7 separate regions of the Mus musculus genome follow, and regions 1, 2, 3, 5, 6 and 7 are each linked to region 4. The links are chromatin loops, found by intact Hi-C in ENCODE. Cell type or tissue: heart. All regions are shown on one strand.

The links. A loop is a pair of places that touch in the nucleus more often than their neighbours do. Peaks named below come from ENCODE experiments on the same cell type or tissue, not always from the same donor. Only the 100,000 strongest peaks of a DNase experiment are listed, where the experiment ranks them.
Region 1: a loop joins it to region 4, with 3 times the contacts of the local background. A loop is called at or near these places in 3 of 42 quality-filtered maps.
Region 2: a loop joins it to region 4, with 3.0 times the contacts of the local background. A loop is called at or near these places in 13 of 42 quality-filtered maps.
Region 3: a loop joins it to region 4, with 6 times the contacts of the local background. A loop is called at or near these places in 7 of 42 quality-filtered maps.
Region 5: it touches region 4 in a loop (7-fold over the local background); 20 of 42 quality-filtered maps call a loop at or near these places.
Region 6: a loop joins it to region 4, with 3 times the contacts of the local background. A loop is called at or near these places in 5 of 42 quality-filtered maps.
Region 7: a loop joins it to region 4, with 7 times the contacts of the local background. A loop is called at or near these places in 5 of 42 quality-filtered maps.

Annotation. Positions count from the first base shown.
Region 1 is chr17:10,220,792-10,224,791 of GRCm38, reverse strand. All of the region lies in intron 4 of Qk (quaking), which reads left to right. Among named protein-coding and RNA genes, the nearest start is that of Gm34972, 77 kb to the right of the region's middle. In heart, no CTCF peak of the experiment used is centred here; no DNase peak of the experiment used is centred here.
Region 2 is chr17:10,333,371-10,337,370 of GRCm38, reverse strand. No RefSeq gene overlaps it. Among named protein-coding and RNA genes, the nearest start is that of 1700110C19Rik, 11 kb to the right of the region's middle. RefSeq lists an enhancer at 197-3,808. In heart, a CTCF peak has its summit at 1,775; DNase peaks (open chromatin) are centred at 1,330 and 2,190; H3K4me3 peaks cover 1,561 bases; H3K27ac peaks cover 3,673 bases.
Region 3 is chr17:9,891,716-9,895,715 of GRCm38, reverse strand. The region is part of intron 1 of Gm34799 (a long non-coding RNA gene); the gene reads left to right. Among named protein-coding and RNA genes, the nearest start is that of Gm34799, 13 kb to the left of the region's middle. In heart, CTCF peaks have their summits at 291 and 1,596 (motif pointing left); DNase peaks (open chromatin) are centred at 255 and 685; H3K4me3 peaks cover 203 bases; H3K27ac peaks cover 2,391 bases.
Region 4 is chr17:10,491,194-10,495,193 of GRCm38, reverse strand. All of the region lies in intron 4 of Pacrg (PARK2 co-regulated), which reads left to right. A230009B12Rik (RIKEN cDNA A230009B12 gene) reads right to left here. Exons shown (of 2, transcript NR_077237.1): 2 at 2,137-3,900. Gm16168 (a long non-coding RNA gene) reads right to left here and starts at 1,996. Exons shown (of 3, transcript XR_003952273.1): 1 at 1,585-1,996. In heart, a CTCF peak has its summit at 1,808 (motif pointing right); a DNase peak (open chromatin) is centred at 1,893; H3K4me3 peaks cover 460 bases; H3K27ac peaks cover 3,249 bases.
Region 5 is chr17:10,318,703-10,322,702 of GRCm38, reverse strand. It overlaps Qk (quaking), which reads left to right and starts at 3,342. Exons shown (of 8, transcript NM_001159517.1): 1 at 3,342-3,971. The coding sequence starts at 3,830. It overlaps Gm46608, which reads left to right. Exons shown (of 1, transcript XM_017317774.2): 1 at 1-3,052. The coding sequence starts at 2,358. The coding sequence ends at 2,984. Cahm (colon adenocarcinoma hypermethylated RNA) reads right to left here and starts at 2,784. Exons shown (of 1, transcript NR_037588.1): 1 at 1,562-2,784. In heart, a CTCF peak has its summit at 2,441; DNase peaks (open chromatin) are centred at 2,852, 3,382 and 3,942; H3K4me3 peaks cover 3,577 bases; H3K27ac peaks cover 3,819 bases.
Region 6 is chr17:10,036,438-10,040,437 of GRCm38, reverse strand. No RefSeq gene overlaps it. Among named protein-coding and RNA genes, the nearest start is that of Gm34972, 110 kb to the left of the region's middle. In heart, a CTCF peak has its summit at 1,660; a DNase peak (open chromatin) is centred at 2,247; H3K27ac peaks cover 1,007 bases.
Region 7 is chr17:10,091,863-10,095,862 of GRCm38, reverse strand. No RefSeq gene overlaps it. Among named protein-coding and RNA genes, the nearest start is that of Gm34972, 52 kb to the left of the region's middle. In heart, no CTCF peak of the experiment used is centred here; DNase peaks (open chromatin) are centred at 1,642 and 2,202.

The sequences.
Region 1 (4,000 bases), 270 kb after region 4:
TCCTTTTGGTAGCAGTAGCACATGACTACATCGTTTCTCTGTGTCTTTTTCTTATGGTACTTGTAGATAAAGCTAACACACACACACTTCAGTGAGTCTGTTCTATTTACTACCAGTGGACACTTATGTAACTTAAACATTATTCTAGACCTTGAAGCCTTCAGTGGTCCTTTTGTTACAATAGTATTTGAGTTCTTTTCCTTTTACATTTGTTTGCTTGTATACACAGATTAATAGGTCAGAGGTCAACTTGGAGGAGTTGGTTGTCTGTTTTGACTGTGTGGTTCCTAGGGATAGAATTTAGGTCATCATGCTTGGCAGCAAGCGCCATAACTAATCAAACCGTCTTAGCAGTCCTCCTTGATTTCTTGATGTGCTTTTTAGTTCTTTTTAAGTACTTTTTTTTTCCTGATAGTATGTTACTAATTTCATAAATTCATTTAGTGTCACATTGATTGACATGCTGTACTATATAATATTATAAAGTCTCAGAATACAGACTAGACATAGCACAGTGTGTACAGTTGTGGCCAGACACAGGTGACCTTATATAATTTTCCCCTTTAAAGCATAGTTACTCTGGTGCTGCAGGCATCACGTTTAAGGTGACACTGTTCAGGCCCCGAGTTTGAGCTCTAGACTTGATGTATACTCTAGTAGCTAACTTAAATGGTTGCATCAAGATAGATTATTTACAGTGCTAAGTAATTTTACACTTAAGAACTTGAGGAATAGACAAACGTGGTGCATATGTTTAATCTATTACTATTACTTGAGAAGCAGAGACAGGGAGATCTCTCTGAGTTTGAGGTCAGTCTAAAGACTGTCTCAACAAAAAGCAAAAATAGCCAACTTCCCCTTCCTCCTTTCCCTCCTTTTCTTCTTCCTCCTCCTAGTACTAGTACTGATGATGAGGATGAGGAGGAGGATGAGGAGGATGAGGATGATGGGACAATTTGGATTTCAAAAATAAAATGTTTTACTTTCCTACAGGGATGTGTTATTTTCATCCTAAATTTGCCTCATTCTTCAATTGTGACTTAACTATAGCTTTTGTTACTAAGGAAAGTAAATGCTTCATTAAGACAATGATACATTTTTTTCTTCTAGTTTCACTGTAAAACAGTACAGTCAGTGGCAGAGCTAATAATGGTGCTGAGTGCTTCACAAGTTATTAAGATTAAATTAAATAATAAATGCTTAGTTCTTCATAAGCTATAAACATCTAAGACTCTTTGCATGCGAAATATTTAATTGAATGATTTTCCTGACCAAGGAAAGTTTCAACAGTCTTGGACCAAAACAGCAGTACACAAAACCTAGCCTTGCCTGATAATGCAGTCAAGATACAAAATTGTTCAAGCCTTCCCTCAGAAGTTGTGTGATGTTTTAAGTAACTTTACTGTTTGTGCTAAGCCGCATTCACAACTGTCCTCAGTGATGTGAGCAGTAGGCTGCATGTTGAACACACTAATAGATGGAGCATTATTTACATGTGGGTTTGAATGTTTAAAATTCTTCTGGTTAGATAAGTGTACTTCATGCTTTCTACCATAACTTGCTGATAAATTGTGGCCACTAAGACAGGTGTTACATTTAAGGAGAAAGTCAGAGGGACTAGAAAATAGTAGGTGAAGCTTTTTTCTTAACATGCCTAGGACTTTTGACTCATGAATTTGTTAATGAAATAGCAATTTAACCTATGCTTGAATTGAGTTGAGGACTTTCGGCAAAGATAAGCAAGGTTCTATAACCTGGTTGAAATGATGACACTCTGCATTCTGTAGGAGGCTTCTTCAGTCAGAAGGATGAAGCTTTTCTGGTGCTCAGTTTGTGAGGGTCCTTTAGTGTTAGATTTAGCACAGAAAGAAGCTTCATTCTAGTAGGTGCTTGTTCATCATTTCTAAACAACTAAACTAGAAGACCTGTAAAGGAGCCATGGGAAGGGAAGAGGAAGCAATTGGTATGGATTCTTAGTTTTATTGTCAATCTTTGGATGAGCTTAGCACATACAATTAACCCTCTTTTGGACAGACTTCTGTCTGTGAAAGCTTCTCAGGAGACATGAAGGTTTTGAAATCAAGGAAAGTTTAAATGACCTACAACAAATAATTGAGCGTGACTGTCAAATTTCATGTAACCTTAAATTCACAGAATGAGATTGGTGATGTAAGAAAAGAAGATGTAAACATGGTCACAAAAACAGTCTGGGAAGTTCAGGTCCTGTGGAGTGGTGTTGGTAAACTACTTACCTTCTGTGTCAGTCAAGAAAATGTGAACCATAGTAGGTACTAATTCAACAGAGAACTTAGAAAGGAGTTAGCCAAAGAACTCCTGTAAACTGGAAAGAAAGAAGACAGGCATACTATAATATAGATTTAGAAGCAGGTATAACCCCAGCGCTAGAAGATGAAACGTAAGAGGTTTTACTAGGTTTTACTATGATTAGATCTTAGACTCTGAGAAAGTTCTATGCAACATTGGTATTGAAGCCTCTGATGTGTTGCTGTTTAGCCTCTGGAGCTTAAGGGAGTTAGTTGGACATAGCAGAACAAGGGAAAGTTCTGTTATTAAAATTGCTTATAACTTAAAAAGAGACCATGAGTTTGAGATTGAGGTGTGGTAGGAATTTTATAATTATGTTTTAATTTAAAAATGAAAAAGAATGAAAATGAGATTTCTAATAAAATGCCACCCCTTTTCCTTTACTCATTTCATTGTCTTTTACTTCCTCCAGTCTCATAAAAATTCCTAGCTTTTTATATGAGACAGTCAGTGTTTCCTCCCCCCAGACTCCCTTCCCCAACTTCTACTCTCTCACATAAACACAGGAAAGGGAATTTGGGGGAGAGTTGTTTGGGAAATATTTACTGGTTATGAAAAAGTAAAACTGAAAAGGCAGCATGTGTCTGTGTATAATCGATCTTTTCTTAACAAAACAGCATAGATTTCTGTGAGTGTCATCAGACGAGTCTGCATTCTGTAAAAGTACAATTTGAAGGCCATTGAAAGATGATAGCATCTCATGGTGCTTCTAAGCATGAGCCTGTTCAGTTTTGAGGCTGAAAAGAACCCCACTGTAGTCAATTCTCAGGGCTTTGAACTTGAGTTTTGGTTGAAGAAAACATTGGAAGTGAGGCTGCAAGAGAACTGTCTCCATCTACCATGTAGATCCTAGGATGGAGCTCAGGACGCCGGACTTGGCAGCAAGTATTCTCACCTCCTGAGCCATCTGACCAGTTTCCAGTTCTGTTTTAAATCACCTAAAGTACTAATAAGTAAACATGATTTTCCTCATTTTTTTTTTTTAAATTTGAAGCCTTTGATGGATTCAGAAGATAATTCTCACATAAAGGTATTGTAGGAGTGCTGAATGTGGTAATAGCACTGTACGGCTGTAATGGTTAAAGCCTGAGGGCTCTGTCTCAGGCATCCTGCTTAGGAGCCTGTTCTGCATCATGACTTTGTAGAGAAGTTAATTTATCTGAGTCTTGGTGATAATGTGTGTCAGTATCATGCTTTATTATGAAGCATGGCGCTTTGATGATGAAGATTTTATGTCTCATTCTAATAAAGTGAATAGCATTTACACTTTCATACTTTACAATAGTAAAACCCTTTTAGGCCCATGGTATTTGACCTGTTATTACTTTGACATAGCTTGTTGCCAAACCTCACGACATGCTTACATCTCATTGTAGCATATGCATACATTTAAATATATGCATACATTTAATATATATATTTATATATTTATATACACATACCAATCTGTCATCCACAATTCCAAAAAGTTCAGAAAATTGTGTTTGTAACTGTTTATTCTATGTAGTATATATGTTTATATATATATATATATATATATATATATATATATATATATATATATATATATATATATATATATATATGATTATGCTGTTTGTAGTGTTCTGATAATCTTTGTATTTGCTTATGGAACTCATTTGTCCTATGACTTTACAATATCACATTTCGATAC
Region 2 (4,000 bases), 160 kb after region 4:
GCGATTTTATGGGTAGTAACAGTTTCTGTGATTGTGTAATTTTCCTGGACAAACGTGTACCCTCCATGTTCACATGTTCATCCCTAGCTCCCTCTGCCCCATCAGAAAACGTCACTCTTTCCCGACCCCTAAGGTTATATCTGAGCTTTCATGGAACCTCATTCTAGCACATTCTAGGATGTTCTACTCAAGGATAATAGAACAGGGGCCTGACCTTCCTTCTTCTGTGAATCTTACACTTTAAAATACAGCCCCTCCTACCACCTATTCCCATATAGGTTATTTTAATATACCACTTTTAAGGTGAAGTTAATTGGTGACATCGTTCCAGAAGAATAGACACATTTCTTAAAGGCTCATAATTTACAGGAAACCAAGTTATGGTGGCACAGCCAGGATTTTAGCACTGGGAAGGCAAAGGCAGGAGGTTGGTTACGAGTTCCAAGTCAGTCAAAGGTACCTTAGGAAGAAGACAGCGTGCTCAGAACAAGCCAGTAAGCAGATCGGCAAACTCGTCAAAACGCCAGCCAAAATAAAAAAACACACAAAAACTTGGGATGAATTGTATGCGCTCTGCTCACTGGTTCTAAAAGCACACTTCGAGTCAGTGGGGAGCTAGCTCTCTGGAGTCCTTTGCAGATCCTAGCAAGGCCAACTGGAAAGATCACCGGAGTAGAAGCCACAACGATAGACAACCACAAAGTAGTCGTGTTTACAAACTCAGTCCTATCACCTCACAAAATGGCGACAGAATCTGTACATTCTTTTGATCAAAGCTACGCAATGCTCACTGAAAACATTTACTAAATATTCCTACTAACTCGCACTTTTCCACGAAATGCCCTGGTGCAGAAGCACAAGAAATTCAGTCTTTCTCCTGTGCGGAATGTTTAGGAATCACATAGTCAGGTCTGGGTGACAGGGCAGGGTGGGATCCTGGGGACATGTTTTGAATCTTCCAACATGAAGTCTTAGCTCTCTACAACTGACTTACAGGCTGTCACGGAGCTGCGCAGAGCTTCTAGTGTGTTCAAAAGGAAGCTAGGGCTCAGTTTCTGCTTTGCCTCCCTTTGGCAGAGCTAAAGTTTGGGCCATGACCAGGCCTGAGGTAGGATTTCCTAGTTTTTTTTTTTTTTTTAGCATCCTAGGAAGATAGATGAGCGGAGCCAAGGTTACTTGTTTCTTGCATCCGGAACGAGTGTTTTAAAGTAACAAAACCTTAATCTTTTTGGATATTGAGACCTACAAAGGAAAATAATCAGCATTGTATGGATGACTTCAATAGACTAGCTGCCTGCAGACTCCCCCGCCTGGGAGTGACATTGAGGGAGCCCTCAGATCTCGGTGTCTGGAGACGCGAGCCAATGGGGGCTAGGCAGACGATTCTTTCTGGTGCTTGATGTTCCGGACATTCCGACGTCCCCGGTTCATTTCCAATGTATGAATACATCACTCTTTCTATTAAGATACCACGAAGACCACCTGTTACTACAGGTGATTTACATTCCAAGCTAGAATTATAGATTCCTTTATGCAAACATATTTAGGGAGAGTTCACTTTAAGACGGAATTTAGCTCCCTAATGAAAACAGCGCATAAAGGACCCTAACAGCTTCTGCGAGAGGTCCAGACTCTTAACTGGAGAAAGTGGGGCTTAAAAGAAAATGCGGGTAGGTTCTTTGTCTCCTAGGAAACTCATTTCCGACTTGGGAATCGGGCGAGTTACTCCCCTGCCTCACGCACATTCCTACCCGCTCCAGAGCGCTCCAGCGGGCAAAGATGGAACTCTGTTCTTTCTTTTGTGTAGCCCGACCGTTTGTTTCTCTCCTGACAACAGCTTCTCCTCCCTTCATCCTCCCCGCTTTCTTCCGGGCCTGGGAACTGCGAGGCCAGGAGCTGTGTGGCCGTCCCTTTGCCGGGTTTCGGGTCCCTGTGCGCAGGCACGCATTCATTAGCGCCACAAGAGCACCAGAGTCCCGGACACCTCATAAATATTTAGAGGTTCCCACCACCTTCCAGAGAGCCAGGGGGAGAAAGAGAATTTAGTGTGGAGTTGGTCAGGGTAATATGCATGTGAATCAGAAGTGGGGACAAAGGATGAAAGGTGCTGGAAACTCCAACAAACCCGTGATCCCCGGGGGTCATTCTGCCTGTTCCTGCCCACACTATCCCGGGCCGGCCTTCTTCCTGCGCATGAGCGGACTGAGCCTGTTTCCGAAGACTGTTGGCAAAGGATGTGTGCTCTTTGTTCTGTCCCGCTCTTTCTTAACAGACAGGTTTGCTTTGCCCTCTCCACTGCGCTGGCGGCTGCCTTCTCCTTTGCCACCCACAGAAGTGAGGCATGAAGATCTAGGGGTCTACACTAATACGTAAGGCAAGAAAAGGGAACAGAATGTGGCTGTGTCGGGGAAAACGTGCGCAAAATCAGCCTGTGGGTTAGACACAATACATCGACACTCACTATGGAAGGTTGAAAAACTTCCATAAATGTTCTGTGCACAGAACCCAGAATCCCAAGAGAAAGTCTGCACGCAAACAGCTACCTTGACACCCACACACCCTATGAAGCTTTTAAAAACTATTTTTAAACACTCCTCCTGGCTTTTATTTTGGGAGGTCTGGAGTGCACAGAGCAAGGGAGAGAGCAAAGGCTCAGAGCTCAAGAGAGGAAGCTAGAGCAGTCTTCCTTTCTTCCTAAAGCACTGTCTCACAGGAAGGATGACCAATGGCCTTAAAGCCTGGGAGTGAATACAGGGGCAGTAAAGGATGGATTGGCCAGGCTAGTTTTCATCAGAAAGGAAGAGGATGGCAACATGGAACTAAGCAGCTTTGGGACAAAGACTCCTCTGTGGAAAGGGGGTTGCTTTAACCAGGTAGGAATTTTAAGTCAAAGCCTTGTAATACCTAACAGTGGTTGAGATGAAACACATGGATTATAGGTCTTATGAAGCATCCTGCTTAGTTTGGGGTACACACTATACAGCAATGAGAGCCTGAATAGTTAGCAATAGAAAATAACTTACATCCTAGTTCACATTTTGGAAATACCTGGGATTGCAACTATGTTGCTTTGAACGAAAGTGTACAAATATTACTAGTTAAATCTTACTATTAGGAAACATCGGAGGAAATGTGCTAAATTTCATAAAAACTTCCAATTTGCCCCAGTTCACTACTTACTACAAGAAACCTTCAATCAGATAGAAGCTCACTGAAAATTAAAAGGAATCTGGACAAAGCTGGTAAACTGGTACCTTGCCCTTATAAGCTGGTGAAAACTAGCTCCAATCACCTTAAGGCAGGAGGAAGTTTATGGATCAGGGTGACAGAAATGTGAATCAACCGTAATGAGCTCAAGAGCCCCAACAAGCCACAGGGAAATGCTCTCTTCAGCTCTGCTTTTTCCTGACTTCTTCAGCAAGCCCCTCACCGAGCTACCAGGATTCCTGAAGCATCTTTATCTTCAGCCAGTAATCTGCCTAAACAAGGGGCCCTGTTTTCTGCTGACAGCTTCAGCAGCACTTGCCACTCTTGCTTTGGGTCAAGTAGTAGCTATCCTTGAACCAGTTACTGGGACCAACATTGTGTGTCCCTCCACTCATCGTGGACTGCCTGCTCAACTTGGTGACTGTGGCAATCCATTTCTCTGAGAGGGGAGAGGGAAGTACCTCTTCTTACAGGAAGGTAAAGGACAGGGCGCCTACTGGACAGGTACCACCAGTGACATCACTCACATTCCACGATTCAGTACTGGCCCTTTCTCCAGCGCAGGGTCTATCTGTGGCCTGCCAAGCGCATGTTGGTGAAAATACAACACAACCTTATCTGGGCTACGGGATCGTGGCAAGGGAAAGCTCTCGAGAATGGCCTTTGCCCATGCTTTCATTGTGGGACCTGTGTGGCTCCTACCCAGCTGGCTTGAATCAGTCAGGCAATGATGGAGAGCAGAAAAAAAAAAAAAGGATATTTGCAGGCCAGGCCTAGAAGGGGTGCAACCAGT
Region 3 (4,000 bases), 600 kb after region 4:
GAACAGTTGCTTGCTTTGAGCCCACAGTTACTACCACGGTGCTGTAAACTTGAAAGACTTATGCTTGGTCGCGTTCCCTCTACTGCACCCCTACCTCCAAGCTGGGTTTGCCCAGCTAGGGACTGGCAAGTGGCAAGCATGCTCTTCACATGAGCTCTGTGGCTATCTCTCCCCTTTATCCAGTGTTGTTATTTGAGTGCCTCGTAATTAGCTGCTAGAAATAGCTCCCATGTGGCCTTGCTTGGGCGAGGTATGCCTGCGGGAGTGAACGTTCCTCTCCTGGCCTCTGTTGAAATCACATTCCCAGGGAAGAGGCGGGGCTGAGAATGAGCCCCAGTGAATGTTGCCCTTGTAGGAGACTGAGTACTTACATTACACAGTGTTCTCTCCACCCTTGACCTCTGCTAGTAGTTCATGGCAAGCACCCAGGGCTCACTCCGAGAATATGAAAAGTCAGTACAAATACAACCCAAGAAAGAGACAATGGCATCTTCACGTAATGTTGATATTTAGTGTGGACAAAGCGATTCACATTCTTAGAATCTTCAGCACAGGATCAACTGGAAACTTGAGCGTAGACTATTTGTTTTATTTATAGACAGAGTTATGGTGTTTCAATAGAGGAATGGCACCCGCCTGACAGCCTCCCCTCATGACTTGCGTCTCGCGCCTGTGTTTTGTGCATTACACGTAAAGCCTCTTAGGGCTGGGAAGGGAATAAGTTGTTCCACTCTCTTGCAAATGTCATCATTCATTAGCCACTTGCACCTGTCTGGTGGCAGTCTCTCTCCCAGTGGGGATGTGAGCCCCTTCTAGAAGCTATCATCCTCTGAAATAAAGCAAGAACGAGAAGCGGCCTGTGTGAACTTTCTACTTTGCAGCTTTGGGCTGGCATGGCTACTTACTTTCTTTCTAATCATTCTTGCTCAGAGTGGTGCCTCCCAAACTCTGAACCAAATATTTTTATTTAGTTACAATTCAAACTGTAAGTAAAGGGCTTTTGATTTTGCAGGGGAGAAAGAGTGGGGGGGTGAAGATAAAAGTATTTGAGGAAAAAGTCATCTAGATCACATGTCTACCAGAATACAGCTTCCTCCAACCACCACCATCACCCTAATTGTAGAAATCGGTTTCGCAAAGTTCAGTCTGTCATCTCAGGAGAACTAATTCATTTCCATTTACCTCTAACTTTACTCTCACGTTTTCTCTTTCCTACATTAGTTTCTTTAATGGAAAACTGGCACTTGTGAGTTATCAACCATTTAGGAAAATCATTAAATCTCTCAGTATTTTTAATGTGAGGCCTATCTTTTGATGTTATTTCATAAAAAATACTCTTTGCTTCCTTGTGTATTACCACACCCACCCCTTTGGATTCGCTTGGTTAGATATAAAATAGCGCACAGGATAAGACCTAATAATAAGATTTTGTCACAGATTATCCTCATGGTAACATTCCTGAACCATGACCACACATTTATGCTGCACTGTCCTAGTGGCCAGGCTATGTGACTGGCTTGTTATTTGTGTAGCCATCTTAACCTTGAACTGTCTTCTAGCATTTCATAGTCTGTGCTGGGGGACAGAGCCCCCTGCTGGAAGTGTTGGGGGCTTGCCTTCGCGCTGGAGCCAAAGACCCCTCCCAAAGACTGGAGTTCAGCAGGCAGCAAGCACAACCAATGTCGTAAAAAGTGTGTGGCTGGCTTCAGTGGACGGTACAAATCAATATAATCTGGATTGTTGGTTCAAAAACATATCCCTTCCTTTTGAAAGCTTTCTGAGAAAGAAAAACATAGGTCCATTTAAACCGATCATCCTTCATTTGGTTCATTAGTGATTCCTAGGAAATTATTCTTTATGTTGATAGTAGTCTTGAATAAAAGGGTTTTCTTATAGGTAAATGCTAGAAATGGTGGATCCAGTATAATGAAGTGTAGCTTTTTAACGTATTTGAGCTTCTCAGGGTTGGCCAAGTGAAACCATTTTCAACTAACACTTTTCTCTCAATTTGTTTGGCTGTGGACTTTTATCTTTTTCCAGTATTCTTTTTTAAAATTACCTGTTGGTGTTTTTTTTTGTTTACTTTTTGTGTGTTCTTGCTTTCTTGATACTTTACATCAGATTTGGAGCCATCCGGGTTTTATGAAGATCATTTCTCCTTAGTGCCCCAGCACATTCTTTAGCAACGTGAAGTTTTGGTAAACATGGCTTAAGAATTGTCCATGTTTTGAGCTCACGGGGAACCAAGTCCTTATTCTGTGTATAGGAGGGCACTGTCACCCAGCTGTGGGGCCCAGCTCCTCCGAGAAAGTCAAGAAGGCACCACTGTGTTCACGATCCTGATGGCTTCCTACTTAAAATGTCTTCTTCCTCGGGGGCTATGGCTAGGCACATAATCACTTTGCAAGCTTGATAACAATAACGGGGAGATTCTCCCTAGAAGGCACGGGAAATGTCACGGGAAGGTGCTATTTCTGCTTGGTTTCTGTTTGAAATATTCGCACAGCTTTGACTGCTCAGATTGTATTTTAGTCTCTAAGCTCCCTTGCCTGACCCAGTCTGGCCATTTCTCTATTGTGGCTTTCTACTTCCTGTATCAATGAAGATGCTTCGATGTATGACCTAGATGTTAGTTCAGAAAGCAAGAATTGACCTGTTCTCTAGTAGCTTTTAGAAGAGAGAGTCCAAGATTGTCCCTCAGCGGGCACGGTTCAATGAGTGTGTCCCCAGCTTTTGTTCTTGCGGGAACCACACAGCTGGCATTCTCTATTGTTTAATTCTGTGAAGCATGGTTAGGGTCAGCACTATTAAGGTCACTCAGAGCCCACAGGGTGGCCTCCCTTACTCCTTCATTCCATAAGGATTCTGGCCTTTAGGAAGCATAAGGCTTCACTCAGAAGATACAACTTACTTCTCAAACCCCCATCTCCTCACTGCCGTAGTCACTGAGACGCAGGAGCAACACCTCTCTGCTGACGCTGGATCCAGGGAGGTCCTCCAGCGCACCACAGGACAGGAGAAGGACAGAGACTCCCAGCAGAACTCCCAGACAAGCCTCCTCTGAAGTCTGTCCCGATTTTTCAGTCTCCCCAGTCAATGTGCATGCTTTCTGCCTGTGGTCCCTGTAGGACAGTGTGATACGCAAATATGGATGAGAGCAAATCTACAAACGTTAGACGTATTAGATGCTTGTTTCTCCCATACTGGAAGCACACCCCATTCTGAAAACAAAACAACTTTCTGTAAAGTTTTTTTGCATGACAAACACTGACCAGAGTTCCACTTACTATTCCCTCGGCAGTTGTGACCACCAGGCTCTCCGGTGCGGTTTAACGGAGTTCCGGCTAGAATTCCTTTCTCCTCACCTCTTCCAGGTACTGAGCTCATACAAACTCTGTTACCGTGGCAACAGTGTGTGAGCCCCGCTGTTAAAGTGTACAGCCTCACTGGGCACTCTAACTTTTTCTTCTGACTCTGGCTGCCTGAATTCTGTCTCACCTGGACCAGAAAAACTGCCCTGAACTCGTAAGGGTCCCTGCAAAAGGCAAATATGTTTTGTCTCCAGCACACCCAGTTCTCTTTACTCTAACCAGAAAGGTGAAAAGTCTCACCTTAGCACATTTGTGAGACTTCCCCTGGGAAACCATTTGGAACCTTCTAGAGTAGTGGTTCTCAAACTTCCTAATGTTGTGGCCCTTTAATACAGCTCCTTGTGCTGTGGTGACCCCAACCATAAAATTATTTTCGTTTCTACTTTATAACTGTGATTTTGCTACTGTTATGGATTGTAACATAAATATCTGTGTTTTCTGGTGGTCTTGGGTGACCCCTATGAAAGGGCTACTCGGCCTCCAAGGGGGCGAGATCCACAGGATGAGAACCACTGCTCTAGCGGGTCTTCCTGAAGTTCCCTCAATGGCTCTAATAAACTCCTACTTCTATGCTGTCCCTGACTGGGCTCCTCCCATTAATTATTGTGTCCCCTCCTTCGGGAACACAT
Region 4 (4,000 bases):
ATCTCACACTGCATAAAAGCACCAAGAGACCTACCTAGCTGAAGAGAACACTCCTGAAGCCTGGACTGCAACCGAGAAAGTCCATGCATTTCACCTGACTATCAAACCTACACAGCTGGGAGAAATATACTCTGGACTGTGTAAATGGAGCCTCTGAACCTCCATTGCACATTTGGAGCTGGGCCACCTTGTTCACCCATGGTGACCTGGAGAGGTGAGGGTTCTGCCTTTTCTTTTTGGCTTTTGTGACCGGCTAAACCATTGTCTAGGACCTGTAGGGGCGCCAGGGCTCAAGCCCCTCATCCAACCTTCATTTGAGAAGCAGCAGGTCTCTGACACAGATCACTCACTCCCTATGTCTATGGCTGGCTACCATCCCAACTATTGAGTATGATACTCCTTCGTCCCTTGAAGGCAGGGTTGACCTGTAGTTCCTGAGGCCATCACAGTAGTATCTACTCTGTAAATCTCTCATACTTGCAGGTGGTATGCCCAGAAGCCAGACAAATGAGACTTCTCACCCTAGGCCACACATGCAGGGCCCTCCAGCCCAGGCTGGGCCACAGCCCTTCTTTTCCCTCCTCTGCTCCTGAATTCACCTGGCAAGAAAGAAGTGCTCATTCCAATCTGCCTAAAGCTGCCCCAGCCTCAGAAAGTCATCCAGCCTTGCATCAGCTTTGAAAGCATTCCAGTCACCCCGCTATTGGATCTGATCATTTAACCCTTCTAAGCCACACATGGCTCCGTTCTTTTCCCACTTCCTCCCTCTGATCTTCCATCTGACGCACAGTTCTAAGAGATTTAAGCTTTTGCTCAAGGTTAAGTTCTCATGGCCCATTTCCTGTGTGCTCTTGCTTCTCTAGGAGAAGCAATCACTTGATTGATAATTTCTGAACAATGGAGATAAATACATTGCATTTGGGAGGGCTCACGCTTAAGGTTATTGGCAGGTGCATTTGTCAACCTATCATGGTGGCTTCACAGGACTTTTCTCTACATCTAGCTCTGGTGGCTTCTATTCTCCATGGTAAGCACCATTTGCCACGTGGGTCGTCACAATATTCTGGAGAGACTCAGTGGCAAATGCTGCTCTCAAGTCTCATTGTGTTTCTCAGTGGACTTTATAAGGAATTCCTTCCCTTTACTTGTGAGGTTCTTTCATTCTATAGGGAACAAAGCATGGTTTCTTTAGGTTGGAAATAGACACCAAAAAAAAAAAAAATCCAATTTTATTTTTTCTAAACAAATTCACAAGTTATTAACAAAGATGACACAAATGATGATAAATGTATACCTCTCATGGAGTGAGCATATACAAAATGCTATGTATATTTCTATCCATTTCCACTTAATTTTCATCTTAGCTCTTTAAAGGCTGGGGCTCTGAGCTCTTATGCACCAGGGACAAATATTCCAGTGATAATCAGGGAGTCTAGCTAGGTAGGAAGGGAATCTTTGCAACACAGAGATTGATAGCCTCTCTGTGAGGTCAAAGCAGCCCCCCCCCCAAAAAATCTTTGAGTCACCTTGGCGACAACCGTGTGGCCCACAGGAGGCAGACACTGGTCTCAACCTTGTACCCACCTGTCCTGCTGCTGCTGCTGCTGCTGCTGCTGCTGCTGCTGCTCGAACCAGCGCCAGTTTCCTGCTAGTTGAAAGCTGCTCACTGACCTTTCTGCCATCATGCACAGACTGTCCCATGAATGAAGGGTTAAAGAGTCCAAGCTTGCAAATCTCAACAGGAAACCCTTTAGGAAACTTTTACCTACCCCTTAGCATCTCAGGGTCACATACGTGGCCTAGCTGGCCACTTGGGGACAGCAGAGACTCAGGGCAGCAAAAGGGAGAGCAGAGACAGGAGATGAAAGAGCCAATTCTCCATTCTTCTATGGTCCCCAGAGATGAACACTGTGACCTTGTTCCCAGTCTCCAGCCAGCTGTCCTTCCTCCCCCTCCGAGAACACTCCACCCCCAGGACGTGTCCCTGGAAATGTATCCTCATGTGTTAGAGAGAAGGAATTGGGGATGATTTGCTGGTGATGGGAGTGGAGGGAGAAGAGAAGAGAAGAGAAGAGAAGAGAAGAGAAGAGAAGAGAAGAGAAGAGAAGAGAAGAGAAGAAACAGCCATGAATTTTTATGAACATTCTTTAATCAATTAGACAGATGCGTTTTATTATCCATAAATTAGCTGAAATTTCTATTTTGATTTTGTTTTCTCCCCACTGGTTAAAATAAACGTGGTCCTTGCTCATTGAATCAATGCCCTGGCATCTCATAAAATACCTTGAGTTCCCTTGCCAGCAGAAGGGAGGATCCCCAGGGCTAGTGTGTCGGAATGCTTAGGTTGCTGATTGCAGAGCCCCAGAGATTATGGACTCCATTGTGTATAGCCTGCAGCCCAGAGCCCCCAGTTGAGGACAGTCCAAAGTTTCAAACTTTGACCGGAAGGGGGCTTTAAAGATTCAGGGTCAATGTCCAATGAATTACCAGTGTTCAGCTCAACTAGGCTACCTACAAATATTTTTTAGATCTTTATCCTGCTTAACAGATGTTTCCTGTACTGAATGTTGGAAGCCAGCAGAAGTTTTGTTGGGTCCATGAGCTTAGGGGATACCTGCTGTTTCTACCAGTGGATTGGTAACAACTCTCACCCATTTCTAAAAATTCCTTCTTATGAAAGCAGGGAGCGGCTGAAGGTTGGTAATGAAGTCTCTAACACTCAGAGGCTTTGCCAAGTCCGTATTTTAAACTGCATTATCTCTCTGTGAAAATACAATAAAATAACCGACTTTGAAATGTTCTGTCTGCAGACTCAGTCCAAACCAGGCTGGTGTTGAGGGTCACTGTCTTCTTCCACAGCTGCTTCCTGGGACTCAGGACACACCCAAGAATAGACTCTGCTCAGGCATCCCTTACAGCCAACAGATTTCAGCCAGATTTTCAGATTTGGTCAAATTCCATCTAGATAGGCCACATAAAACTCCTATGTAGACACTGATATAAATATGAAATACATTGCAGTCTGGATTTAGTACATCATTTAGATTTCACAAATAGCCTTACTGTGAAATGTTTGTCTTCTAGACAAGCTGAAAGCAACAGATCCTAAGCAGCTCGCTCAGGGCCACGTAGGCCTTGACCGATAGGGCACAGTCCGATCTTAGGGTCCTCGATGTTAGTTCAGAATCTTCTGCTGTGTGCTAGAGGAGTAGAGGCAAGCACTGTGGGAGCAGAGACGGGGAGACTCTGCCTGTCCTCGGCAGTTGATGATCCATCATGGAAGAAATGCGAAGGATTGAGAATTAGAGCAGCTGTGCCAGTTGTGTTCTGGAACAATGGCCGAATGAGAGAGGAGTGGTCAGGCAAACAGCTGAGACGGCCATAAAGGCAGTCATCCCCTGGCTCGGGCAATAGTAAGGGGACATGCTGGCCCTGAGAGCACCTTCATCCAGACAAGCAGCCCAGGGAGAGTGCTTCGGTATGGAGGGGCCCCCGAAGCCGAGCCACAGTACTCTAGATTTGCCTTGCAGGTGGGCTCAGGACATCATAACTGTGGCCCAGAAGGCTTGGTTCTGAAAAGGAAACAGTGAGAACTGCAGCCAGCACTTTGGAGTTGACTTAGCCAAATCGAAGCCGCAGGGAGGTGCGTAGAATAGAAGGCTGGTGGTGGTCTTGACCCTCAAGGCCTGGTCTGGAGACTAAAACTCCTGCCAGCTCCTCAGTCTCCTCATTGGCAGGGGCAGCCTTAAGAACCAACCTGGCGTAATTCAGGGTGAGAATTGAGTAAGAGTCAGGAAAGACTGAGAGAGCACAGAAAGCCAAAAGAAGAAAACTTGAAAACTCCCCAGTAGTGATAGGTCGCCAAATGGAACTGTTATGTGGCCTCTCTTTTCATTATGCCTGTTAAGTGGATCAAATGGTCTACGTAAGCTCCTGTTACATAGTAATTAAATGAAGTAATGTCCTGTGCCCAAAATGATTAAATATGTCTCTGAAATTA
Region 5 (4,000 bases), 170 kb after region 4:
CTTTCAAAGAATATTGGAACAAAGAACCATCATACATTGAATGTGCAGTTTTTAGTTCTTATAAAAAACTCCATGGCAATAAAGACAGACCTGCTTGGAATATTGTTAAGTTTTTACTCTAAATGTGGAGAGATGCAACAAGCTAGTAGAGCCAATGAAATTGAACAGAAAGCACATTTCCACTCCTAGCTAATTAGTATAAAAATGAAGAGCCAATTTTATTGTTAATAGACGAGTTTTCACTGAAAGAGCTATTACAAGGATCTTCATATACCTGTGTATACCTATCTTCATGTACATTTATCCTGCACATTTTGAAAACTGTATTAGAATGTTTGCAATAACAGGACTGAAGGATCTATAATAATTGCTGAGATTGTAAGCTTGAAGGTACATATCTCAATAAACTTTGTAGTCTACATTGCATTCATCATGTTGTGTGATCAATACATGTGCACAATGTGCAGAAGAGTGGGAGACAGACAAAGATGGGAGCCTATGGATGAGTGCCTGGGCAAGGTCAGTGGCCCCAAAGGCCATGTGTTCACTTGCTGTACAGTCCTGGACTGCCTCCACTAGCCACTAAGCTGTTCCTAGGCAACCAACCATCTCAGTTCAAATATGGCTACTCACACCTCCCCACGTGTCGGGGGAAGCACTGAAGGAACTAAATCAGGTAAGAATTTTAACCTCAAGTATGCAACTAGCTAATGACACTCCTCTTTGAACACCAAAGTCATGAGAGCCTACACATGTGCTGTTGTTGGGGTTAGGAACTCTCAAAGCGTGAGAGTCTCTGATGGCAAACAAACTGACGCACAGATCTGACATGGCATGTGAGAAATGTGACAGAAACAACTAAACATTTAACAAAAAATAGAGGTGGCATATGGGAGCTGGAGTGGGGCTTTTGGGCAACTAGGGAAAACTTTACAAGGGTACACCAAGCCCAGAGCCCTACAGATGCCAAGCATGTGTAGAGGTCAAGACACATGAGGAGTCCATCTAGTGAGCTTGGGCAGCAACATCTCTTGGGGCCTAATAGGTCTTGGGAAACTCTGGATATTTTTTTTCTTAACCTGAGAAATCAGGCAAAACTAAGCAGGGGAAGAGAAAATGCACTAAATGGCTACTATTTCCAAGTGATGGGTCCACCAGGGATTGAGCCATGGTGAATGAATATTGCCTATTATTTTCATTCAACTACATTATAAAAGTGGTTGGACATATGGGTCAAAAATTATGTAACACTGTAATGAATTCAAAGGATTTACTGGATAGGGTCAGTAAAATGGGGATGGGGGCACTCTGGTATAAAATATACATGGATTTGAACAGCAGATAGGGCTCATTGGCTATAGTGCTGGATAAAATTATTCAGTTTCCCTCTTCCTCTTCAGGGGTTTCCTCTTATGTAAAACTTGGGGCTGCCAGGATTGCCTAAGGTACAGGACTGCTCTGATTGAGCTATAGAGGGAGAGCAGTTACCAAAGGGCCTATAAGTGTGACCAACTTACAAAGGGGACTTCTCTTGCACAAACACAGACAATGTATAATAATTCAGTGACAAAATATTTTTTAATAATATACAAGAAAGAAACCTCGTTTTTTTCTAGATTCTGAAGAAAGATTTAGAAAATGTAGTAACAGCTTTTTGATCAAATTATTCCATGCTTTCACTAATTTATTGTTTAGAGATAATTAAGGGATTATCTATAGTACTAAGAACTACTATAGCCATTGTTGGAAAATTAAAATTATTTCAATTACATGTTAACTTTGTTCATCATTTGCTCTAAAAAACGTAGTTTAATGGACAACTAGAAAACCAAAACCCAAACCAACCCAAACTGTAGTCTTTAAATAAAATAATCAGAAGCTACTGGCCAGGAAAAGAGTAAAATTGCTTTAAATACCGTTGGTACCACACAAACTTCGAAAATGCTCTTTAGAAATCGCGTAAATCAAAGTTTAAAACAACAACAACAAAAAAAGCAATCCAACTAGCCTGCTTACGTACACATTTAAAATACAGTGAGATGATTCCCAGAAAATTATAGCCAGGGCCAACTCTCAAAATGGTTAATTTGACAATCTTGTCTACATTTTAATGGAGCATGTTATAGAGAACTTGCAACAAAACAGGGATGATGCAGATTTAATGACCGACAGCTTCTATAAATCGCAGGACTTCATTGCTGCAATTCGGAACATTGTTTCCGAAACAAATGTAACCGGCAGAACTTCCTCTACACGCCATAGAAAGCCCCTGTCCTGGCCCTCTGCCTGTCATTTATTTATTTATTTTTGTCAAGTAGGTAAAAATAGGCGTTGGCCACTTCGTTTTTTCCCCGAATATGTACTCCTCACACAGGCTCCCTTGTGCGGGGGCCGCACCGCTGAGGAGCCAGCGCCTCCGCCACCAGGGACTGGAACCTGCGGTGAGGATTAACGGAACCGCGCGTCACGCCGCATGGAACAGAGCCCGCCCGCACGCCCGTGGGTGCGCACGCGTGTGCCGTCTCCGCCCACGGTCCGGGGCCGCCTCGCAGCCCACGGCAACGCGAGGCCCGTCACGCGTGGCGCTGGCTCCAGGGGAAACCTCACTGGAGTCCCTACCGCCGGAGACACTTGCGGTGTGGGCGCCCACGCCAACTCAGTCCGCCGCCACCTCGCACCCCAAGCGATCCGACGGCCGGGTTTCCCGCCCCGCGAGGTGGGCGCCGCGCCAGAACGGTTCGGTCCCGCTCCTCCGTCCGCAGGCCATCTTCGTCCCGCTCCACCCCCACGCAGGCGCGCTCCAGGCCCGCTTCCCCCCCACCCCCCGCCCCCACGGCGCGCTCTCCGCCAGGTGGGGCGGAGCGACCCTCGGAAGGGGCGTGGTCACAGTCCTCGACGCGCGCACGCGCTCTCAGCCTCTCGGCTACGTGTCTGGACACGTGACGCCCACCCGAGAGTCCCCAGTGAAGCAACAGGACGTTTAAAAAAAAAAAATTTTTTTTTTTTTGAGGGGGTAGCGAGGAAGGTGGACGAAGAGGTTTAAGAAAAAAAAAAAAAACCCAAACTATAGTAACGCGCGCGGACGCGAGGCCCGGGCGGCGGCGAGCGCAGCGCGTCGCGGAGAGTCCCGCCGGGATTCCTCTCAGCCGCCGCACCCGACCGCGCCCGCCGCCTCAGCAACAGCGCGCCGACGAGCCAGCGCCGCCGCCCGCGTCCCCCTCAGCCGCGACCCCGGCCCCGCGCGGGCGGCCACCGGCGCGCGTCCTCCCCGCCGCGGCCCGGCCCTGCGCCGGCCGTCCCGCCCGAGCGGCCAGGGGCGGCGGCGCCGCCTGAACTGAGGCGAACTCCGCCGCCAAGTGAGTGAGGAGGAGGAGAGCCGCGGAGGAAGAGGAGGAGCGCAGTCGGAGCGCGGCGGCGGCGGCGGCGGCGGTAACGCGGAGCGCCGCGGCGGACAGCACCGCAGACTCGCGAGCTCCGGCGCAGGCGGCGCGACCGGCCGACGAGCGGCCCCCCGGCTCCTCGCGGCGCAGCGGCCCCGCGCCGCGCTCGGCCCGAGACCCGCCTCTGCCGCCGGCCTCGCGAGGGGAGCCGCGCCGGGCGGCCGAGGAGCGGCGGCCGCGGCGCGTCGGGCCGGGCGAAAGTGCCTGCGGGGGGCGGGCGGGCGCGCGGAGCCGGCCGCCCCGGGGCTCGGCGCGGGAGCCGGAGCGGGAGCCGGCGCGGAGCGGGACGCCGCGTCCCGAGCGGCCGGCGGCCGGAGCTCGCCCCCGCCCCTCCCTCCTCTCCTCCGGCGGCGGCGGCGGCGGGCGGAGTGAGCTGCGGAGCCTGGAATATGGTCGGGGAAATGGAAACGAAGGAGAAGCCGAAGCCCACCCCAGATTATTTGATGCAGCTGATGAACGACAAGAAGCTCATGAGCAGCCTGCCCAACTTCTGCGGGATCTTCAACCACCTCGAGCGGCTGCTGGACGAAGGTGAGGCGCCCGGCCCCGGCGCGGCGGCC
Region 6 (4,000 bases), 450 kb after region 4:
CCAGAGATTCCAACTGAACTGCTTAGGACAAAGGGCCTTCAAGGGAATTTTTGTAGTTATTTAATTCTGTGGGGAAAACAATCTTTGGTTTTGCTATGTAATCTTTTTCCTTTTATAGGATGACAGCCAAGTTAATCTAACTATGAGATTTTAAAATTTATTAATTTTAAGGTTTTTGGAATGATTTTAAAAAGTAAGTTTGATAAAGAGTAAAGATTTTTAAAACAGTAATCACCTTTTGTGACTTAAGATTTAATCTAGCTTTTTTCAGGGCTCAACAGTGGGCTCCAAGCTCTGCCCGTTTGTACTTGACACCTGGTAGATCTTCCTCTGTTACATCTTTCCTTGCTGTTTTCATGAGAAACCCTGAGCTCTTCCTCTGACATCTTAGTTCTTAAGAGTTGGCATAAGCACAGACCGAACTTTTGATGTGTCTCCAACACTCACTGTTTAGAAAGCCCCGGAGTTCAGTCCTTTAACATCCTTTAAGATATCCCTCAGCTCAGAAATCTGTGGGAACCAATACTTCGTGTTTGTCAGTTGTCTGTTACTGTAACAAGGACCAGTGATAATCAACTTACAAAGAGAAAAGGTTTTTCTTCTTCTTTTGGGCTTTCCCTTAGGATGTTCTAGTCATGACCAGTGGGTTCTTGTGGCTTTACTACTGCAGTGGCTCATCCTGGTGGGAGCCCATGACAGAGCAAAGCTGTTTACCTCATGGCTAGGGCTTGAACTGGAGAAAAGCAAGAGACCAGAGTTCTCTAATCTCTGTCAAGAGAGCACACACTCCTAGGGTGGTTGGTATTGGTTGTCATATTACCTGTGGTGGGAAATATTCCACGTGCTGGGTGATGTGTTTATAAAAAGATAAAGAGGTAGGGGGATATGTTCTATGGAGGTGTGGTGAGGTATGAGGGAAGGGGATGTCTCAGGGGACCTATGTAGAGGCATCCCCCCACCCCCCAGGACCAGCCACAAGACAGTATAGTATAGAATAGAGTTTATTTAGAGCATGGTGAAGGAGGGGGAGTTAGGAGGGTAGTAGAGGCAGAGAAAGGCAGAGAGAGAGAGGGAGGGGGGAGGAGAGAGAGAGAGAGAGAAGAAAGAAAAGTAGAGAGAGAAGAGAAGTAGAGGCCAGCCATGGCCACGAGCACATGGAGAGAGGGGGAAGGGAAGGGAATGGGGAAGGGAAGAGCAAGAGCAGGAGAGAAGCAAGTGATCAAGAGAGCAAGAGGGGGAGAAGGGGTCAAGCAACTTCTTTTAGAGTGGGTCAGGCCTGCCTGTTGTTACCAGGTAACTGTGGGGTGGAGTTTGAATAGAATGCTAACACTGGGGACTTGGACTGGATGGAAAAGAACAGTGAGTTGAGCAGCACTTGTCTCCCTCTGCCTTCTTACTCTGTAAGCACTGTATATAGTTCCCCTAAGCTCTTGCTGACATTGCTTCCTGCCACAAGACTGTATCTTCTAGAACCGTAACCCCAAACCAACCCTTTCTCCCTTAAATTGCTTTTGCTGGAGATCACACCTATACTACGTGGGCCTTTGGGAGTCATTTCAGACCCAGAGCATAGCAACATCCATACAACGCCACTGTTTCTTCCGAGTTATGAATGTTTCATTAAAGGAGCTTGGTCATTCTGGGATTAGTGCTTAGCTCCCTCTGTCCCTCACATGTGGCAAATGCTGCCAGGATTGAATCTCACAGGAGAGGATGTTGTTTGTTTGCGTGTTTGTCTTATTTTAAATTGTTTTGGGCAATGGAAGTTCTGTAGCATTCCCACACTTGACCTCTCTGCAGTGTCTCAGTAGGCAAAGCACTGGGCTGGTCCTGAATTTAAGAGGGTCTGTGAAGTGTCTTCTGAAGTTTCCTCATTTTCTTCTTACTCTGAACTCAATAAACAATTATTTCTGCCATCCTTTCTATCATTTGTCTCCCTCTGAGCTCCATTGAGGCTCAAGGCTGGCCAGACATTATGGAGGTAGTTTCTCTGGGTGATCGCCTGCAGACTATCAGTCTTTCCCTGGGAGGGTCTGCATTCTCTTTACAATCTAAACAACCAAACCGGACTGAAATCTCAGTACTGTTTCTGGCCTATAAACAGCATGCTATCTTTGGTTCACTTCCTGACACCTCCCCGGGCTGTTTGGGTTTTTACAAACATCCTCATGGCTCAGGAAGGGTGGGCTGAATTGTTTAGGAGTTCAAGGAGTTCCGAAGTCTTTCCCTTCAGTCGGTCAGGCTGGATTTTAAATGAGTCAGGCCAGGACGAATGGGCACTCCTAGGGGAGGAGAATGAGAAACCGGGCAACAGCAGAGACGACAATCCTGCCTTCAAGTCCTGTCCAGGGAGCGTCGGTGAAAGCGATTGAGGTTTATTTCTAGCAGGTGTGTTCACAGGCAGCTGTTCAAGGGACTAACATGGGCCAGCTCAGGACAACCTGGGGCCCATTTTGCCTTGCCATGTCTTGTCCAGAAAAGCACAGCTGCAAAGATACTTTACCAGACAGCAGTAGTCACACACGGACTCAAGAATCCGGACAGAGACAAAAGCACATGCATAATCCTCTCAGAGAAGTACAGACCCACCTCTTCCCTCCATTCGTCTTTTCCTTCCCTGTTTAAATGGAAGGGCAAAGAATAAAGCCTCAATGGGCTGTCTTTCTGTTCTTCATCCCTGTGATAATAGCCACTGTGATACTCCGAACAACAAAAAAGGAGCACAGGGCTGAGGCACTGGGCCAAAAGGTCAAAACAGAGTCCCTGATTTGTCCCTGAGAAAAATATGTGACTTTGGGGAGAAATTTTGGAGCAACTGCAGATCCATGTGTGTGCAGTTGGAAACATGTACTACATGGAAACACCCACCTTGAGGCCCACTGGACAAGTGCAGTTCCCACCCGTAGTTGGTTTCGGGAATGCCCAGGTTTCAGCTTTGATGCTCTCTACACTGATAGTAAATTTCCAAACCTAAAATAGATTGTAAACTCACACATTTGCACATATCCACTTCTCTGCCTCATTAATGCATCTGAGTGCTAATGAAATGTTAGCACACGGTGATGTAGACTGAATAGACTTTATTCCCAGGAGTTCACAGTGCTGGGTCGTTAACATGCCTGAGTCCCAGAGCTCTGAAAGGCAGCTTTGAAAATGGTCTAGAATGGTGATGTACTGGCCAAGCTGTGTTTGCTTGCTCTCTTCTGGGTTCTCAAGCTTCTAGAATTGGTTCCACTGTGCATCAGTTTTCATTCTGGTCCAGTAATTTTTATGGCTCACATCGAAACTTCAGCTGAATCTTTGTTTATCAACCACTTCAACTCTTTTTTTTTTTAAAAAAAGATTTATTTATTTAATGTATGTATGAGTATACTGTAGTTGTCTTCAGACACACCAGAAGAGGGCATTGGGTCCCATTATAAATGGTTGTAAGTCACCATGTGGTTGCTGGGAATTGAACTCATGGCCTCTGGAAGAGCAGTCTTAACCAGCCCCACTTCAACTCTTGAGTATAACATCTTTAAAGGAAGATGCTGGGTAACTAGTGTCCAGCAATCTTCCAAGGCACACAGGATGTTCTTGGCCTATGTGAGTGAAATGTACTCTGCTTTTTCTCCTCCCTTGGAGAGCAATGGTTCTTCCACACAACCAAGAGCTTTATAATAGCTGAACTCGAGAGGCAGATGCAGGCAGAACTCCATGAGTTTAAGTCCAGCCAGGACTACATAGTGAGACCTATGCCTCAAAAGAAAAAAAAAAGCCAAGTAGTATAAGTATTTGCTATTGGGCTTTAACACTGGGTCCTTACTAATAACTGGATGAGAATTCTCTCTTATCTCTCTGTTATTTTTTCCTTTAATTCTTTTCCAGGAGATGGTCTTTGTAAAATAGGAATGATGCTTCCTGCATATTGCTCACAAGATAGAACCTATGGAGATTGGGTTGACAACCATCATCTGTCATGCCCCAGAGCTATGGGCCCCTCCGGATAGTATTAGAC
Region 7 (4,000 bases), 400 kb after region 4:
TGGCCTGGGAGGGGATTCAGGGAGACGGCAGAATGAGAATGTACTCAGCTTGAAAAGACGATGTTCTTTGTCTTTCCATCTCGTGGTATCCCTTGGGTGGGTCTGAGCAGCCTGGGTCAGAACACAGAGTTCAGGACCACTAGTTCTCCTTGCTGGTCTCTAGTGCCCAACCCTGCTGAAATAGAAGAGCAGCCTGGAATGTTCTCAACCATCCCATGATGCTCAGGGGTTAAGGTCATCACCCTGAAAAATCTCTTCTAGTCTTCAAGCAAACATTAGAACTGTGGAGGAGGCTCCTAACAGGCTGTGGGGATTTAGTTGCATTTCAGGTGATGGTCTGAAATATTGGTTTTTGGCCTTCCTCTTTTAATAATAAATTAAGCCTCGTTTTGAGACAAATTAGCTATAAGAGTACTTCTCCTTTCAAGCTGTTACTGTGAATCCCACAGAATGTTCATATGCTATTATATCACGTGAAACAAATTTCATGGTGGTGCTCATAGTAGAGTGTGCATCAAAGTAGCATCAGTTTTTTGTTTGTTTGTTTCTTTGAATATGATCATGGCTCTAAAAATCATAGTACCTTAACATTTAGGTTTTCTGCATCTGGAAAGACAGTGCTGCATTGTGGTGATCTAAGTCTAACATGTATCTGGGTCAACTGAAATGAACAGATGACACAGGGCTGCCCTTCAGCTCTGTTGTCCCAGGCTTTATCCATCAGTCTTCACGTTTGACCTTGTATAATTCACAAGCATGTGCTTATGGTCTTTATGGAGGAGCACTGGAACTAGGAAACTTCTGGAGTAGGGGTAAGGGTCTCAGAGAAACCCTGGTTTTTCTACAGCTGAGAACCTTCTTTCTGGTTTTTGCTTCCTTTCTCTTCAGCTCTTCTTGGATTTCCTGTTATAGTTCCTACTTTCATAAAGGCCTTATTTTTGATGATGATAATGACAGAGATGAAATAATCTTCAATAAGTTCAAGAAAGGTGCTACCATCTCCACAATGCAATGTATTCCTAAGACCTAAGAAGCCCATGTGTAGCTGGAACCCATCCTAACAGCAATACAGAAAGAGTTAATTTATTCTTTGCACTGCATTTCATGCATCACACTGTGGGACTTGTCAGTGTTGTCATTTCTTTCAGATGCCAAGAGCTGACTTCTTATGAATGAAGGCTCTCAGGGATCAGTGGTATCAGGTGATTATGTGCGCACCCCTGGTCTGTGAGATACCGGACAGGGATAGAACATCTCTGAGAGAGGTCCAAGATGAGAGTGGACCAATGAGCAGGAAATGAGGCAGAGTTGGTTGTTGTTTTTAAAGGGACAGTGTGCGGAGAAGAAATCCTTTCCTGCTTTCCATGTTGTAACTATTGGCAGGATATAGAATGCCCTGTCTTTCTTAGTGTTGCTTAACTCAAGTGCAAAGACCTCAGAGTCTGCTGAACAGTTGTTAGTGCTTTCCCTGTCCATGAGAGTGATATCACCGTGTTTGGGTTGAAGTTTGTAGGCAGTTAGAACTCTTTGTCCCCTCTCCCAGGCTTTGAGGAAATGCTGTGTTTTGAGCATAGATGAGGAAGACAGATGCTTTTCCCATCTCCACCCACTCAGTGACTTTGCCAAGTGACTAGGGATGGAACCTAGTTCACCGCTGAATAGCTAGCTGCTGCCAGGGCAAGGCCAGGGACTCGGCATGGTCAGCTCTGTGCTACTAAATAGTGGGCTCATCTTTTATCAATTAACTATCAAGCCAGATGTGGGAAGGAAGGAAAAGACAGGCGTGGGAGAGATCCAGTGGCCTGTTCAACTTTGACTTTCAGGCCAAACAGGGTTTGCAAGGGAGGGGAGAAAAATATTGCAAATTGACTGAGCATGCTGATATTTGCTAAATTTAGAGGCATTTATGTTCACCAGTTCTGAAGCAGTTTTGAAGCAAATCCAACTCATTTTCTGGCAGGAAATAATACTTATGGGAGAGATTTTTTGGGGGGGAGGGGAGGACTAAGTTGTGGAGATATTTCAAAACTTCTTGGCCACCACCCTTTATTATAATATCACACGAGTGTAAATGGAAGGAATTAAATGGTGAGAACACTAGAAAGGTGGAGTTTCTGCTGACTGACAGGAACACAGCTGTTTGATGCTCACCCCGGCCTCCTTGGCAACGGGGCTGACCCGCAGCTGAAGCTTCATTTCCTCTTTCGGTTGTGCTCAAATATAGCCTCTTGAAGGCTGTCATCAAAGCCAAGGGCTCTGGCTGCTGTGTGGAGCTGGCCTCATTTCCCCAAGAAAACTGGAAACGGGGAAAGTGTCGACTCAGCACTAAATCCACCTGGAGATGGGTTGGAGAGATGCTTGCTGCTATTTGGGATGGGTGTTAGGAAGCAGTCAAGTGTGTCTAGCCTTGGCTAAAGATTCAGTGTAGTTAGAGTCAGTTTACTTCAGCTCCAGTCAGTCCCTCCTCGAGCTTACACTGTGCCCTGATTTTTTGTAGGGGAAAGAAAACACCCTCCATGCCCGACACCTGCTAAAAGCCTTCCTTCTGTGGAGTCATTGTGATCATCAGAGGCTTACAGAGATGGAGCAGTTGGATGCAGAGGAGGGTTGAAGCCATACTTTCTCTGCCTTCTTATTTCAGGAGGGCACATGGCCTGGAGGGTTCACCACTTGATCTCTTCTTTGCAGGGTGTACAGATAATTGGTATTCAGAACTGGGTTTCTTACAGATAAGATTTGAAAGCTTTATTTTCCCTGATAAGCTCTGCCATAGACTGCTTTGTCTCAGCCCTGTGGCATCACGCTAAAATGTGAAGAGGAGGATGCATTTTCTAAGGGCTGTACCGAGTGAGCCAGCAGACATGTGACAGGATTATACCTCCAATTGCACATTTTTAAGCCCTTTGAGACAGAATCTCCTATTCATCAGTTGGCTGTGAAACTTAAGGTCTTTCTACCTCAGCCTCCCAAGTGCTAGGATTATAGGTGTGGGCCATGATCATATCATAGTGTAAAATATGGTACAACTTTTAAGTTTTGCAATTTAAAAAAAAATTAATGACTTAGAAATCCAAGTTCTCCTTAAAATTCCAAAGTTTCTTAAGTGTGTGCTCTTATAAAGTAAAAAAAAAAAAAAAGACATCATATGGTTTCTTATTGTAAGAGGGAGAAACCAGGACATAAAATCAGATTAAAAAAAAAATCTAACATTGTAAACTCAGTGTCCAGTGTCTGGGACTCATTAAGGATCTTCTGGGCTCCAACCGGGTTGAACAGCCCTACCTCTCTAGTTCTGCCATATGTAGCACACACATGACTTCTCTCGTGGGCTCAGACCATCTTCACTCAATACCTGCTGCTGCCTTTAGAAGATGTTCCATGGACCTGGCATCTCCAATATCCTGGAGTTTCTACTGTACTGCACTATCACCAGCCTCCTGACCTTTCTTTAAAGACCCTGACTCAAGCACATTGGACCAAGCTTCAGCTTCTCTCCATGACACCTTCAATTCTTTAGCTTTCATGGCACCAAAACCAGCATCACATTTTAGAGATTTTATATGTTACTAAGTTTTGCTTCCAGCTTTAAATACAGCCTTAGCCACCTCTGGACCACATTTTCAGTACAATGACTCTGAAGCAATATGTTTCAGAAGATTTCACATCAATGATGCTTATCTTTTATGAATCACAGCTTATTCTTCACCCTCGATTAACAGGCTCCAATTGTTCCAGTAAAGCAAAAATTTTACTTCTAGAGATTCTTAATTCAAAAATATCATATGAAACTCCCTAGTAGAGTTTTCATTCCCTTCTGAAACTTCAAAAATTAGAATTTGTTACCTGTGTTGCTCTCAGCATTATTTTCCAAGTTTTCTATCATAGCTTATTAAACTTTAAGTACTGTATGGCTTTTCCAGCTCAACATTTCAAATACTTTCACAAACTTCCCTCCAAAACAAAAAGGTCAGGTTCATCATAGAGACACCCCACTCCTTGT